Regions from separate parts of the Mus musculus genome. Here region 1 is linked to region 2. Evidence: chromatin contacts called from ENCODE POLR2A ChIA-PET data. All regions are on one chromosome and are shown on one strand. The core of a region is the stretch at or near the end of the contact, and the rest is flanking DNA. Distances in the headings are between cores, read along the strand shown. Region 1 holds the start of Rad51b (RAD51 paralog B). Region 2 holds the start of Zfp36l1 (zinc finger protein 36, C3H type-like 1).

The links. ChIA-PET counts read pairs that join two places held with the same protein, here RNA polymerase II (POLR2A).
Region 1: POLR2A ChIA-PET joins it to region 2 with 10 read pairs in embryonic stem cell. The contact joins the promoter of Rad51b here to the promoter of Zfp36l1 in region 2. POLR2A ChIA-PET finds 5 or more read pairs at or near these places in 4 of 5 experiments (Patski and embryonic stem cell).

Annotation. Positions count from the first base shown.
Region 1 is chr12:79,294,238-79,301,006 of GRCm38, forward strand. It overlaps Rad51b (RAD51 paralog B), which reads left to right and starts at 3,045. Exons shown (of 11, transcript NM_009014.3): 1 at 3,045-3,095; 2 at 6,305-6,410. The coding sequence starts at 6,327. It overlaps Zfyve26 (zinc finger, FYVE domain containing 26), which reads right to left and starts at 2,045. Exons shown (of 42, transcript NM_001008550.1): 1 at 1,989-2,045; 2 at 1,240-1,535. The coding sequence starts at 1,433.
Region 2 is chr12:80,111,180-80,117,447 of GRCm38, forward strand. It overlaps Zfp36l1 (zinc finger protein 36, C3H type-like 1), which reads right to left and starts at 1,834. Exons shown (of 2, transcript NM_007564.5): 1 at 1,640-1,834. The coding sequence starts at 1,696. Gm52006 reads right to left here and starts at 6,240. Exons shown (of 3, transcript XM_030247048.1): 1 at 6,218-6,240; 2 at 4,432-5,000; 3 at 2,401-3,443. The coding sequence starts at 6,240. The coding sequence ends at 3,364.

The DNA.
Region 1 (6,769 bases), core at 1,795-4,294, 820 kb before region 2:
TCCCCACACCTGACTTAGTTTTATTTTTAAGTATATTCCTACAGAGAAAATCACAGTAATGAAGGTTATCTGAAACACACACACACACACTGTCCTTCACTGTTTTGAGATAGGGTTTCACACTGTAGTCCAGGATGGCCCTGAACTCATGGCCAGCCTCCTGCCTCAGTTGAGATGCATGGGTTAAATTTCCATACTCAGCTCCTAAGTGTACTTTTGAACACAGAAAATGAATCAAATATAAAAGAATAAAGGGAGTTCATAGCGATTCACTTATAACTATTTAGTTATAGGAATTCATAAGCCTTACTTTAAGTCAGTAGTTTGGGCAGTAGTACACACCTTAAAGAACTTAATATAAGATCTAGGATGGAGAACTGTGGTTCTCATGAGGCAAGAAGGGGTCATAGTGCAAACATACAGTAGAGTAGCAAGGAGTGAGAGGACTCATGTGTAGTGTGCAGAACTTCTGTATCTTTATTACAGTGGGCGTATATCAACCCCTGAATGGATAAAACTGCATAGTTTTTTTTTTTTATAGTAATGCACTTTTCCTGGTTTTGCTGCTTTAGCACACACAGCTGGAATGAGATGTCACAACTGGGGAAGCTGGAAAAAGCTTGTGCCAACTCTATTGTACTTCAGCCTTTTGTGGGTCTATGATTATTTCACAATAAAACATTTTAAGTCAATGCATTTTCAACTCTTTGTCAGAGCAACACCATCATCAGTCTCGTAAGCAAGAGGAATGAACAGGGTTTGTCTTTTGGAGACAAAATGCAGTTAAGCCATCTTCTATGGATAATAAACAAGAAATGATATTCAGGATCCTTTTGGTAGTCAGGCTTAAACTCAGCTGCAGAGCATAATTCATGGCCATTGGAGTACATTAGATGTAAAATACATTACACAGATAAAACATCAGAATATTGAAATGTGTTCCCCGTCTGCTAACTTTTTAAGATAGTAGCTGACTGGGGGGCCATAAAGACTAGAGTACAGCCGGGCGTGGTGGTGTACACCTTTAATCCCAGCATTCGGGAGTCAGAGGCAGGTGGATTTCGAGGCCAGCCTGGTCTACAAAGTGAGTTCCAGGACAGCCAGGGCTATACAGAGAAACCCTGTCTCGAAAACCTACACACACACACACACACACACACACACACACACAGACTAGAGTACAAACACTGAACCACTATCTTCCTCTCTTAGATCCTGGTAGGAGCGGGGATCGCTTACCTTAGCAGAATGGGACACTGCACCAGCGCCTGTAGTATGTCCTCCACCTTTTGGGGGATCTCTCCTTGTCCCCGGTGTAGTTGAGGTACACATGCTTGTGCCAACTCCCAGTCTCCCCTCCGCAGGCACTCACAGAAAAACTCAAAAAGTTCCTCCTCTGTAGCGGTTTCCTCTTTCCCAAATGGGTAACTCATTTTCCCAGCACAGAGTGCAGGTAGATAGAAAATAGAGGCGTTACGCGAAATACATTCTCAATTTTCTCATCCGTGAAGTACCCCCTAGAAACACCACACGAGCTGAGAAGAAACGAAACTTTAGATGAACCACCAGCTGCTGGCCCGAAAAGAAACGGCAGAACTTACTTTTCTAATGACTGTTTTGGGTTTAATTTGACCTGTTACTATCTCTTTTTGAGAGCCGTCTCTTTCTCTAAGGGGTGTACCTCATCTTCTACCGCAGACCTCACATATAACAATCTTAATATTTTTGCTAGCCTGGGGTGCAGACACATACATTTACTTCCGCATTCCCTCCTGAACATTTTGTCAGGCTACAAATCTCTAGGTTGGTGGATGCCTTGGTAAGGATGAAAACTCCCTTGGTTAGAGCCTTCTGTTAAGACAGAGGCTAAAGATTAGGGGATCAATCTGGGACTGAACTGTGGAGCCGGGAGGCTGGGGGACAGGGATGCTCCCCCTAGCGGGGTCGTGGACAGCACCCTCGCAATCTTCCCTGCGCCTTACACTCACCTGCTCCGGGAGTCGAATGCATTTTCCCGTCCAGAGCAGCCATGTTTGATCCCGGTCAGGTGACAAGTCCCATTGCGAAGAGTGGTGGAACGGGCGGCGATGACGAAAGAGAGCGCCACTCTTATTGGCTCAGGAGAAGCAAGATGCAAATCAAGTGCCGTGTTTGTTTGAATCACGTGATGCCACCTGATTGCTACGGGGACTCTAAGGAAGAGTTAGATCCGCTAGCTACAGGACTGAGGACTCTCCCTAATTATGATTGCTCCTTCTCGCAACATCCACAGTTATTCATTTCGGGGGAGCTGGGGCCAGGAATATCTGTGTTCCACGCTCCGTACCCGCCACTGTTTTGTTTTGTTTTTGATGTCAACATTTTCTCCGTGCCAACCAGTGATAGATGATAGGTTAGCCACAGGAATTCTGGATCTTCCTGTATCATTATTCTATCTAATTCTATCGTGTGTATATCATATATAATTATATATCCATCGAAAGACTGAGGTCGGTACAAAGGAGTTGCAAACGAAAACAAAGAGTGAGCAAAGGCTTTTCACAAATCATGTAATCAAGTCAGTTCTTAAGTTTATTAGTTTTTCTTAACGCAGCTGTTTTAAATACGAAACCTACTTGACTTCTTTTATTTTTTCAACTAAACTGAGTGGTTCTTTTTCAATGTATTTTAGTTTGAGACGCTTTAGTTAGTATTTCCCGGACATTTTCACCATCTAAATGTGTTGAACAGTGCAAAGGAAACACAAAACTCTCATCCCAAAACGGGAATAGGGCATATTGCCCACCCTTTTTCCAACCCCTCAGCCCCCCAAAAGAACCTTCTCTGGCCCAGGAAATAACTTTAAAATGCGATTCACTGAGGAAAAGAATTTCCAGTCAGGGTTTTCCCTCCTCTACATTCGTCTTGAAAGGTTCCGCTCCTCGATTTAAGCAATCACTACAAAGGAAAAATTTAATTAGATTAACCTTCGAGACTGAACTACAATTCCCAAAATACAGCTGGGCTAACCCGAGATTTTCCTGCTTCTGATTGGATAAGTCGCCAGAGTACCAACCAACCAGAGCCCCAGATGTTGCTGCTCGCACTTTTCGCGGGTAATTGTGTGAGGGTGGGGGAAACTTTGAAAGTTCCACGCTGCTGACCTGGTACTGGAGTTTTCTGAGGGGGCAGTTGTGGGGAGGAAGGTGTGTTCATTATCTTGTGCTCCCTCTTGGAGCCTGTGGCTGTTGATACCGGGGTCGCGGAGAGTCCTGCGTGTTGAGCACGTACTCTGTAACGGGGCTCGTCCCTGGAACCCGGACGGGGTCCTGGAGCTTCCGACTTCCTCTAGGGAGGCGAGTGATGCTTGTAAGGTGCTCTGTTTTATTAGGAAGTTTTGCGTCAGGTTTTCTAACTCTTGATACTTCTTCCTCCGCTCTTGGGCAAATTAGGCATCCGGGCAAGTTTAGGGACTGTCAAACTTGTGGTGTTAAGAGCGCGGAATCTGGAGTCAGATCTCTGGATTCGAATGTTGGCTCGATCCCTTGGCTAGTTCGTGTGTTTATTAAAAACATCCGAAGCATTTAAAACTAGTGTCTGGCGCATAATAATGGCCCAATAAATAAATTAACCCCTCAGCCTCCTCAAAATAGCTGGGTTTTGTTGCTTCACTATTTTTATTGAGCGCCTAACAGAAATTCAGTCTGAGATGCTGTCTCCTCTGTCTCGTACGCGCTTACGCACACATCAGGAAGAAAGAAAAGCATACACTATAATAACGCACAGATCAGATTAAGGAAGAAATAAGTGCAAAGTGTGGAGATAGCACTCGAGAGGAAGTGACTGGTTGGCGAAGGGTTTGTGTGGAGAAATATGTGTTTGAGTAACCTAACCTAACGTTGTGGATAGTCACGTTAGAAGAATCACATGTCTATAATGAGTGCCTACCTTGAGCGTTATGCACCAGCTCTGGAGTAGAAATTAGAATCACCGTTGTTTTACACATGAGGACAACTTTGCTCGAAAGACAAGAGCTAAGTAAGAGATGCCCTTTTCAAGTTGAAAAAAAATATGATTGATCATAAAAGTTTGGAAGTTGTCATATGATGGTCCCATGAAGCATTTTAAGCAATGAAACTAACTTTTAAGGGAACTACTTTTAGTAGGATTGTGACATGCAACCTAATTTTTTTCAGACCAATTCGAGACTTCTCCCTGTCTATCTCAGTAGCACGTGCACATAGCAACTACAATACCTGTCACATAAATGTAGTTACTTGAATATATGTCTCTTCATTCTTCAATTGTAAGTATGCAAAAGGGAGGACATAAGCTTAGCATAGCATGTGCTTAATATTGGTGAAAGAAACAAATGAATAGAGAATGTTATATTTGGAGAGTTTATATTATATTTGGGAGAGTAGGGAAAAAACTTGAAGCCATAAGCAGAATCGAGGGCAAGTAGTGAGAGTGGTACTGTTAAATCAGAGTGATTATTGCTAAGGTCTTTGTAATTTGGGGTTGTAGGTGTTTTTTGTTTTTGTTGTTTGAGGGTCTGAATTTATTCGTTATATGATGTTATTGCCTGGAACTACCTTATCTGAGAAGCAGTAGGCAATAGAGTAGCGTATAAATGTTGGTAAATTTTCTCTTAAGGAAACAAATTATCCTTACAAAATTCCAACTGAAAGAAATAAAGAGAATGTATCTTGGTTTTGTGTGGAGAGAGGGAAGTAGAAGATGGGGGATGAAGAGAGAGAGGAGGGTTATTTATTGGGCTATATATAGTGTTGGTAGTAGGAATCTTAATTCTTGTGTGTAGTTTTGTTCTTTTGTGTATAGTTATTGATTATTACTTTATTCCATGGAATAATGAGTTCCTATTATTTCTGGAGGATATTTTGCCATTTCGATGAGACACACAGCCTCTTCTTTGCATGCAATATTACAGAGATTACAACAGTTCTAACTCCCTGAAGACAAATACTTCATGAGTCTCATTAGCTATCTAAGCTATAGGAAGAGCAGAATTTAATTCTACATGGAACAGTAAGAAGCTAGTATAATGAAGAATTTTATTGATATCACTTGATTGAAATTTGTTCTGACTCTTTAGAAAAAGCAAGGGTGAAATAAGATTTGTGATTCTACAGTAGTAATGGGTAAGAGGATAGGTCTCAGGACAAACTGCCTAATGAAACCCTAAATCTGTTATTTATTTATTTTCTGATGACAGTGGGATAACTGACATTTACACATTAGCTTTCTCATATGTAAAAAAGAACATTTTATTTTTATTATAGTCTGTCAAGAATATTAAATATAAGGTTTTGGAGCATGGTTGATATTTAGCAGATGTCTGTTCATTCTTGATCAGTATAGAGTTGCCACTTGGAAATGCATCTTGAAGATTACATAACCAGACAAAATTTGTTAGTAACACTCAGTGTCTTAAGATGTTATAAGTGACGGCTAGTCGTGGTAATCAACTTGATACTTGACCCTCAGGAGAAGAGGGATTGTCTCCATCGGATGGGCCTGTGAGCATATCTGTGGGGACGTTTTCTTGACTGCTAGTTGATGGAAAAGGGCTTGGCTCAGTGTCAGTGGTCCTTCTTATGGTGAGCAAGCTGGGGAAGCGTGCAGTAAGCAGTAGTCCTTTGTGGTCTCAGCTTCCTTTCTTTCTTTCTTTCTTTCTTTCTTTCTTTCTTTCTTTCTTTCTTTCTTCCTTCCTTCCTTCCTTTCTCTCTTTCTTTCTTTAGTTCGTTCGTTTGTTCATTCGTTCGTTTTTCGAGACAGGGTTTCTCTGTATAGCCCTGGCTGTCCTGGAACTCACTTTGTAGACCAGGCTGTCCTCGAACTCAGAAATCCGCCTGCCTCTGCCTCCCTGTGAGTGCTGGAATTAAAGGCATGCGCCACCCCGCCCGGCTTCTCAGCTTCCATTTCTGCTTCAAGCTCTTGCCTTCAGCTCCTGCCTTGGCTTTCTGAGACAAAGGCATATAATCTGTAAGCCAAATCAAACTTTTCTTCTCAACTTGCTTTTGGCCAGTGTTTTATTACAGCGACTAAAGGCAAACTAGACTACTATGTAAATGGGAAGCACTGTTAAAGTCAAGTAATAGCAAAAGATTACATGGCCTGGATTTTTTGAGGTTGCTTACTTTCTCTGTGTACCCGGTTGTAAGTGTCTTTCCTACTTTTTTTATTAGCATTTTTTTTCCATGTTTTGCTTTGCACATAGAGAAGTTTGAAGCACTTTATTTTGTAGGGTGTTTTGTATAATCTGTCCACCATCATTTTTATTGTTTTCTTATGTTTTTTCAAGATTCTTTGGGAGCCCTGGAAACATGAGCAGCAAGAAACTAAGACGAGTGGGTTTATCTCCAGAGCTGTGTGACCGTTTAAGCAGATACCAGATTGTTAACTGTCAGGTAACAGTCATGCACTTTTACTTCAATTTTATGCACAAATTAATTTTAATTGTAATTAGTAACTGTTAAACTCGGGTCAGAAAGATTTAGGGTTGTAGGGTGGGGGTTGGGGGAGGGCGATGCTGGGGACATGATGGCATCAGTAAAGTCCTTGCCATGTGAACATGAGGACTTGAGCTCAGATGCCAGCAGAGCCCTAAAAAGCCAGGCCCAGTCGTGTACACCTGAACTCCCAGCTCCAGGGAAGTAGAGACAAAAGAACTTACCAGGTAGCCAATCTAGCTAAACCGTGACCCCTAAGTTTGCCTCAGTGGTCAGACTGCAGAGATCATTTGAAGGAGCTTCCTAATCTTGACTTC
Region 2 (6,268 bases), core at 584-3,083:
GATTTTCTCCCAGCATTCTCCACCCCCTTCACTAGGAAGATGCCTTTGCACTTGGTTTCCTGGCTGCGAGAGAGCTCTGGATAAGAGCACCAGTGTTTAATCTTGAACCAAAGCTGCAGACGAGAAGGAAAGCACCAGCACGCTCACACTCCCCGACTCAGTCAATTGGGGGCGGGGGTGTGTGAGTGAGCAAGGACAGAGGCTGCCACAAGCCCTAGTCACCTGCCCAAACTACCTAAGATTTAGAAAAGAGTGGGGGTGGGAGACTTGAAAGTTATCTCCAGGCCCCTGACACATGTGGGTGTGTGTCATTGTGCAAATTCTAAAGTTAGTCCCTTAGGATCCGCAGCAGGGGATCGGGAATCGGTAACCCTGTAACCGCAACCACCCCACCGAGCGGATTACAGGAACCCAGAGGAGAGCCGCTTCCAACAATGAGGTTCATTTAAAAAGTCCTGCGGGGGGAGGGGGCAAAAGAAAGAGAAATAGATCAAAGAGCGGGGCAGCGGGGCCCAGGATGGAGTTGGCTAGCTCAGGCTGCCGCCAGGGCAAACAGACTTGGAAAAACGCAGGGAGGGAAAGAAGCCGAAAATGCAAAGTTTTTGATGTTGCTCTTCAACTCCAGCACGGCCCTGCACCCCAACCCTGCAGCCCCGGGGCCTTGGCAGCTGCACCGACAGGAGCAGCGAGCTAGGAAGAGAGCAACATGACCCGACGTGTTTAAGGGAAGGCAAAAACAGTTCAGCAATTAAAAGTAGCCTAGCAGCTTCATCCTTTCAAATTGGGGGGTTGGGGGAAGTAGAGCGGGCAAAAAATTAACAACATTCACGGAGTTATTTCAATCGCACTCCTGGAACATTACGGTTTTAAAAGTTTTTTTCTGTTTTGTTTTTCAAAAACCTGACTGGCAAACTGCCCCATTTTGGCCCTCTTAAATCCTAACTGGCGGGAACTTGAGGTCTGGCAGCATTTTGTTCCCCTATTCCTTAGTCAACGAACCGTAGTGCCTCACAACCCAGGTAAGCAAACAGTTTCAGCCCCAAGTTTGCAGCACGATCGACCAGCTCCCGCAGCGGGAACCTAGCCCAGCTGGGGCGGACAAACTCCACTACAAAGTCGCTTTGCCTACATCTTTTTGAACCTTAAGTCGGCCTCTTTCTTCGTCGCATTATCTCTTAGCTCCCCAAAACAGACAGGAAAATTCTCCCAGTCAGATACCGCCCTGAGACCTCGCTTTTCCTAGAGACCCCTAGCAAAAGGTGTTGGGTAACCTCGAACATCTCCAGCGGGTACAGGAAACCCAAGGCGCACACTGCGAAGCCGAGCCCACCCGCTTAGCCCAGCTCCGGAGGTGCACCATGCAGAAAAGAATCCTTCAAAATTCGTCCCAAACCTAACCACTCTTCCGCACCTCCTTGCCCCGCAAACTGGAGCAGTCGCCCAGAACTTTGCTCCCCGGATTCACAGAACCCCACCTGGGACCTGAAACTTAAGTGCGAGGAGGACATAAACAAATTCCTTCACCATGGAGGGAAACGCAAGCAGTGAAACTCCTTCACGTCCCCGAGACCCAAACTTTTTAGAGTTTCTTGGAGCACAAGAGAAACTTTCAAAAAGCCAACGCTCCGCCCTGCTTTACCTTGCATAAAACTTCGCTCAAGTCAAAAATGGTGGCGGACACGAGGGTGGTGGTCATCGTGGGCGTTCGCACGGGGCAAGGACTAGGATCTGGTGTGTCGTGAAGGTCCCGGTGCGGGGAAGGCGCAGCCTCCGGCTCTCCGGTCAGGAGTCCCACACGCCTGCTCCCGGCGCCCCTCGCCTTTCTGACTCTCCCGGGCTGCGGCGCGCAAAGCCCAATTTATAAGATTTGGTGGGTTGGGGGGGGTGGAAGGAGGAGCTTTAAACGTATTTAAATGAAGAAGAGGAGGCGGAAAAAAAGTTGATTGACACTGAGGTTGAATCAGCCATGCGGTCAAGAGGGAGGGAGGGGTAAAGGGGGAGGAAAGAAACTTTCAAAAGGAAGAAGGGGGAGGGAGACGAGGAAAGAAGGCGGAAAAAAAAAAAAAAAAAAAGCACTCGGAGCGGCGCAAAACTTTTTTTTCTTAAAGAGGAAAAGTTTCGAGTCCGCGGGCTCCGGGGGCGCCCCTCCCCTGGGCCGAGCCCGGCAGAGGGGGAGGGGCGCCCACCCTTTGTCAACCTCGCTGCTCGGCTCTGTGACATCACTCATTCCACCCCCTTCGGAGTTCGAGTTGTTGTGTTTGTTGGTTTTTTTTTTTAAGAGTTGGAAGGCGGGCTCGACTCTCCTCTCTCTCTCTCTCTCTCTCTCTCTCTCTCTCTCTCTCTCTCTCTCTCCCCCCCCTCCTCCCTCCCTCTCCCCCCTGTCTTTTTTTTTTTTTTTTTTCTTCCTAGCAGGCGCTGGAGCTGGTCTTGAGCGGGCCAGGGCTGCGGTTTCCATCTTGAGCTAGTGTCCCTTGAAACTTCTCCAAGTGCCCGCACGACTTACCTTCCCCTGACTTCCCTGTCCACACCCGGCTGCCCATCGCAAAATGAGCTGGGCGAGGAGTTTAGGAATGCGGAGCACCCCAAATGTTCGAGTCAAGAGTTTTATGTTTGTTGTTTCCCATCAGTGAGCAAAAGAAGTAGGGATGACCAGAGAAAACTTTTTCTCCAGGAGAGCCTAGGCTGGAGGGGGCGAGAGCAGTAAGATTTTGCGCGCAGCGCGGGGTCCACGCGTGCTGGGCCGGCAGCCTGCGTTTTCCCGGTATGGTGGGGGCACCACTGCCTGGGCAGAATTCTTTCAGACCTAGATGGGGCGCTTTGTTCACATAACCGATCTTTAAACTTGCTACAGCAGAAAAGTCCAGACTTTCAAGGGCACCCCCTGAAAATAAAAGAGCAACAAGTCACTTTCCACGCGCGCTTTGAATTCGGGCTGCCTCCTCCACACATCCCCGAATGTTAAAAACAAGGGGGGAAAAAGTTACTTTGGTAAGAAGGAAGGTAGAGGTGGGGGAAGCGACACTTCTTGCTGCTCTCCCGCCCCCACGCGAACGGAACATATGGCTTGTCACTATGCCCGGTTTGGGGGTACCAAGCAATAAGACCCACGGAACTCAGTGGCCTTCAATGAATTACACCGCCCTTTAAAACCACGAACTATGTGTTTATTTACTATTAGGTCTGGCTGCCTCCCACCCGCACCGGCTCGCGTGCTGCAGTGGAGACCCGGGCGGAAATCGCGGGCCGCACCGCCCAGGCCTCGCACGTTTCTTCCCAGCATTCGAGGCCGCCGGGTCTGTTATGAAACCCGGTGCTCCGAGTGGCTACCAGCGAGTTCCATTGCGATGTAATTAGGTCACCCCATTACGAGTACGTTTCTCTGGAAAGGACGGAGCGGGCGGAGCAGAGCGTTCGAGGCGCACCACCCCTTACACACACGCACACTTTAAGAAAAAAAAAAAAAACAAAACTTTTATTTATCGCCAGCCTCTGGGCAAACCCAGGGAAACCTTCCAAATCACAACTGTTTTAGAAACAATTTTTTTTCTTTCAACTTTGCGAAACACGACTTTTACTGCAGCCCACGAACCTAACGTTAATTCCCCGCGGGGTCTCTGCTTGACTCCTCTCCAGTGACTTGAGTTGATGCCCCCCCCCCCCATTTTTTAACACGGCTGCTGCCCCGGGTTTTGCTGCTGCTGCTGTGCCTTCCCTCCCCCGCTCTCATTTTTCATCTTTTCTTGAAATCTGGCAAGCGCCAGGAAGGGAAATAACTTCCATCCACCTTAATTTAAATCATTCGGGTGTGTAGGTTTCTTTTTAAAGGGATGTTTGCTCCTTCCCCTCCCCAGCTCCAGGGGGGGGTTGGTGTGTGTGCCGCGGATTTCGTGCAGTTTCTCGATGATGAGGTAATGAGTTCCAGATTTCAGGACAGAGCAGGGTGCGTTAAAACCCACAAGGTTAGACGGAGTCCTGATGTGAAGTTATTTCGGCTTTTCAGTCCGCATCACCCTCCGGGCTGCTCTAAACTCCCGAGTGTTTGCGAAGCTCAGCTGCAGGGGGGAACCCTGGCCGGGGAGGGGCGACCTCGCTGGGTGGTGCTGTCCCTGAGGCGACCGAGCGGTCTTGGACACCCCGAGCTGCTTAAATAATTTTGTTGTTTTTTTTTTTTTTCTCAAAAGGGGGGGTGTGATTCCTCGAATTTCCTACGCCTTCCCAGATCCCCCGGGCCGCCCCTCCCCCGCTCCCCGAGGCGCGGGCTCCGCGGGCGGCGCGCTCCCGGCTTGTTTACCCGCCCGCCCAGGTTTGTCCCTGATCCCACAGCCGTCTCTATAATTAAACTCTTTTTTTTTCGTTCTAATTGTCGGGTTGCGACGTCATTTAGGGGACTTTCCGGGGAGGGGGGGCAGCGCTCCTTAACCCTTCGCTAACCCTGCGTCCGGGACAGGCGGCCGCCAGCGCGCGGGCCTGTGATCCGCAGGTGGCCGCAGGTACCCGGCCCAGCCGCGAAGCTCACGGGACTCAAGCCTAGGCCTCCCGAGCGTCCGGAGCTTGCACAGGCCGCCGTCTCCACCTGCGTAGCCGCTTCCGGCCAGGGGGTGGGGGGGAAGCGCCGCTCTGCCGCCGACTTCCGGTTCGCGCGTCCTCCGCTACGCAGGTATTCGGGGTGGGGGGCGGGGCCGCGAGGTTGGGCGACTCGGGAAAGTGAAAGTCCTCGGGAGGCCCGGAGACGCGGAGACGACGGTGTGCGTCCGCCAAAGCCGAGCCGAAGCAGTCGACCTTGTTGAGGGGGAAGCTTGCGGCGCGGGGTCGCCCGCATCCCCCCTCCCCCCAGACGGCGGAACCGGTCAATGGCGCCAGGCGACGCCTCAGAGCGCCTAGAGGGGTTGCGTTTCCTCCTAGGCTCCTGGTCATTTGCGAAATCTCCCAAAGGCTTCGGATTGAAATCTGACCCTTCCCGGTCCTTTGCTACCTGAGCCCTGAGGGTGGCCTCGATTTCCCTGGGTTAAAGGTAAAAAGAGAATTGGCTGATTGAAGCCCTGAAGCTACCTGGGTTACCTGTCAGGATTGTTGACGCCAGGCACAGTGATTCAGACCCTCTAAGGATGAACCCAGGGCACTGGCGTTGAGCAGTTCGGGATTCGAGTATTGGTTCTGTCTTCTAGCTGTGATTTGTTTTTATTTATTATTGACACAAGGTCTTGCTAAGTTGCCTAGGCTGGCCTCAAACTTGTGTATTCAAGTGAGCCAGGGAAGTGGGTTAGGATGTGGCACGGGAACCTGTTGTGTAACTTTTCGGAATATTCTGATGATTGCCACGAGTGTTTCTACAAACAGTAGATGCAGGGGTCACCGAATAGAGGTAGGAACCTGTCTCCCGTGTGTCCAAGACCTAAGCCCCTCAGAGTATCATTCAGCTGTCATGGTCCCCCAGAACCAGTGCAGTGCCGCCTAGGACAGGGCAGTCTAGATTTTATGGTAAATGAAACATGGCCTGGGGTCTGAGTCCTTTAGAAGTGAAGATACAAGGCCATCTCCTAGGCTACTGCAAGTCCAATCCTGCTTCTAGCGGAGAGAAAATATCTTGCTGGGACCTTAAGTTGGGTATTTAAACCTCCATTCTTAGGTTAATTGTTTCCGATCCCAGAAGAGAAGTTGGAAACTCTTCCCTGGGTTGTACCCACTTGCCTGGGCGGGAGGAGAACAAACCCCTCTGCTCACTGCACGGCCTTCGACTTTTCACTATTACATCCACGCCCCCAGGACATTCTTTTGTGCTCTTATTTAAAGGAAATTAAGTCATCTTCCTCCTACCCTGGGCCTTTGCACATGCAAATTCTGTCTGAAGTCGCTGCCCCAAGGTTTGGGTTTTGTTTTGTTTTGTTAAGACAGGGTCTCTACTTCGTGTAGAAGCTCTGGTTGTTTTGGAACTTACTGTATAAACCAGCTTGCCTCAAACTCACAGAAACACTCCTGCCTCTGCCTCCCAAGTGCTGAGATTAAAAGTTTGCACCACCACACCTGGCTACTTTTTTTTTTTCATTTTTGACACAGTTTTATGTAACCCAGACTGGCCTCAAACTAAAGTGATAACTAAGGATGGCCTTTTAACTTCACCAGGTGCCAGGACTATGCCCAAGAAAGTTTGTAATTATTTTGAACCTAGCTCAAACATCACTTCCTATGGGAAACATTCTTGGCTACACACCTACCTCACCAACAGTGTCTCCTCTGGAGCATGTGTTCATGGAATGTTTGTTTCCTTGAG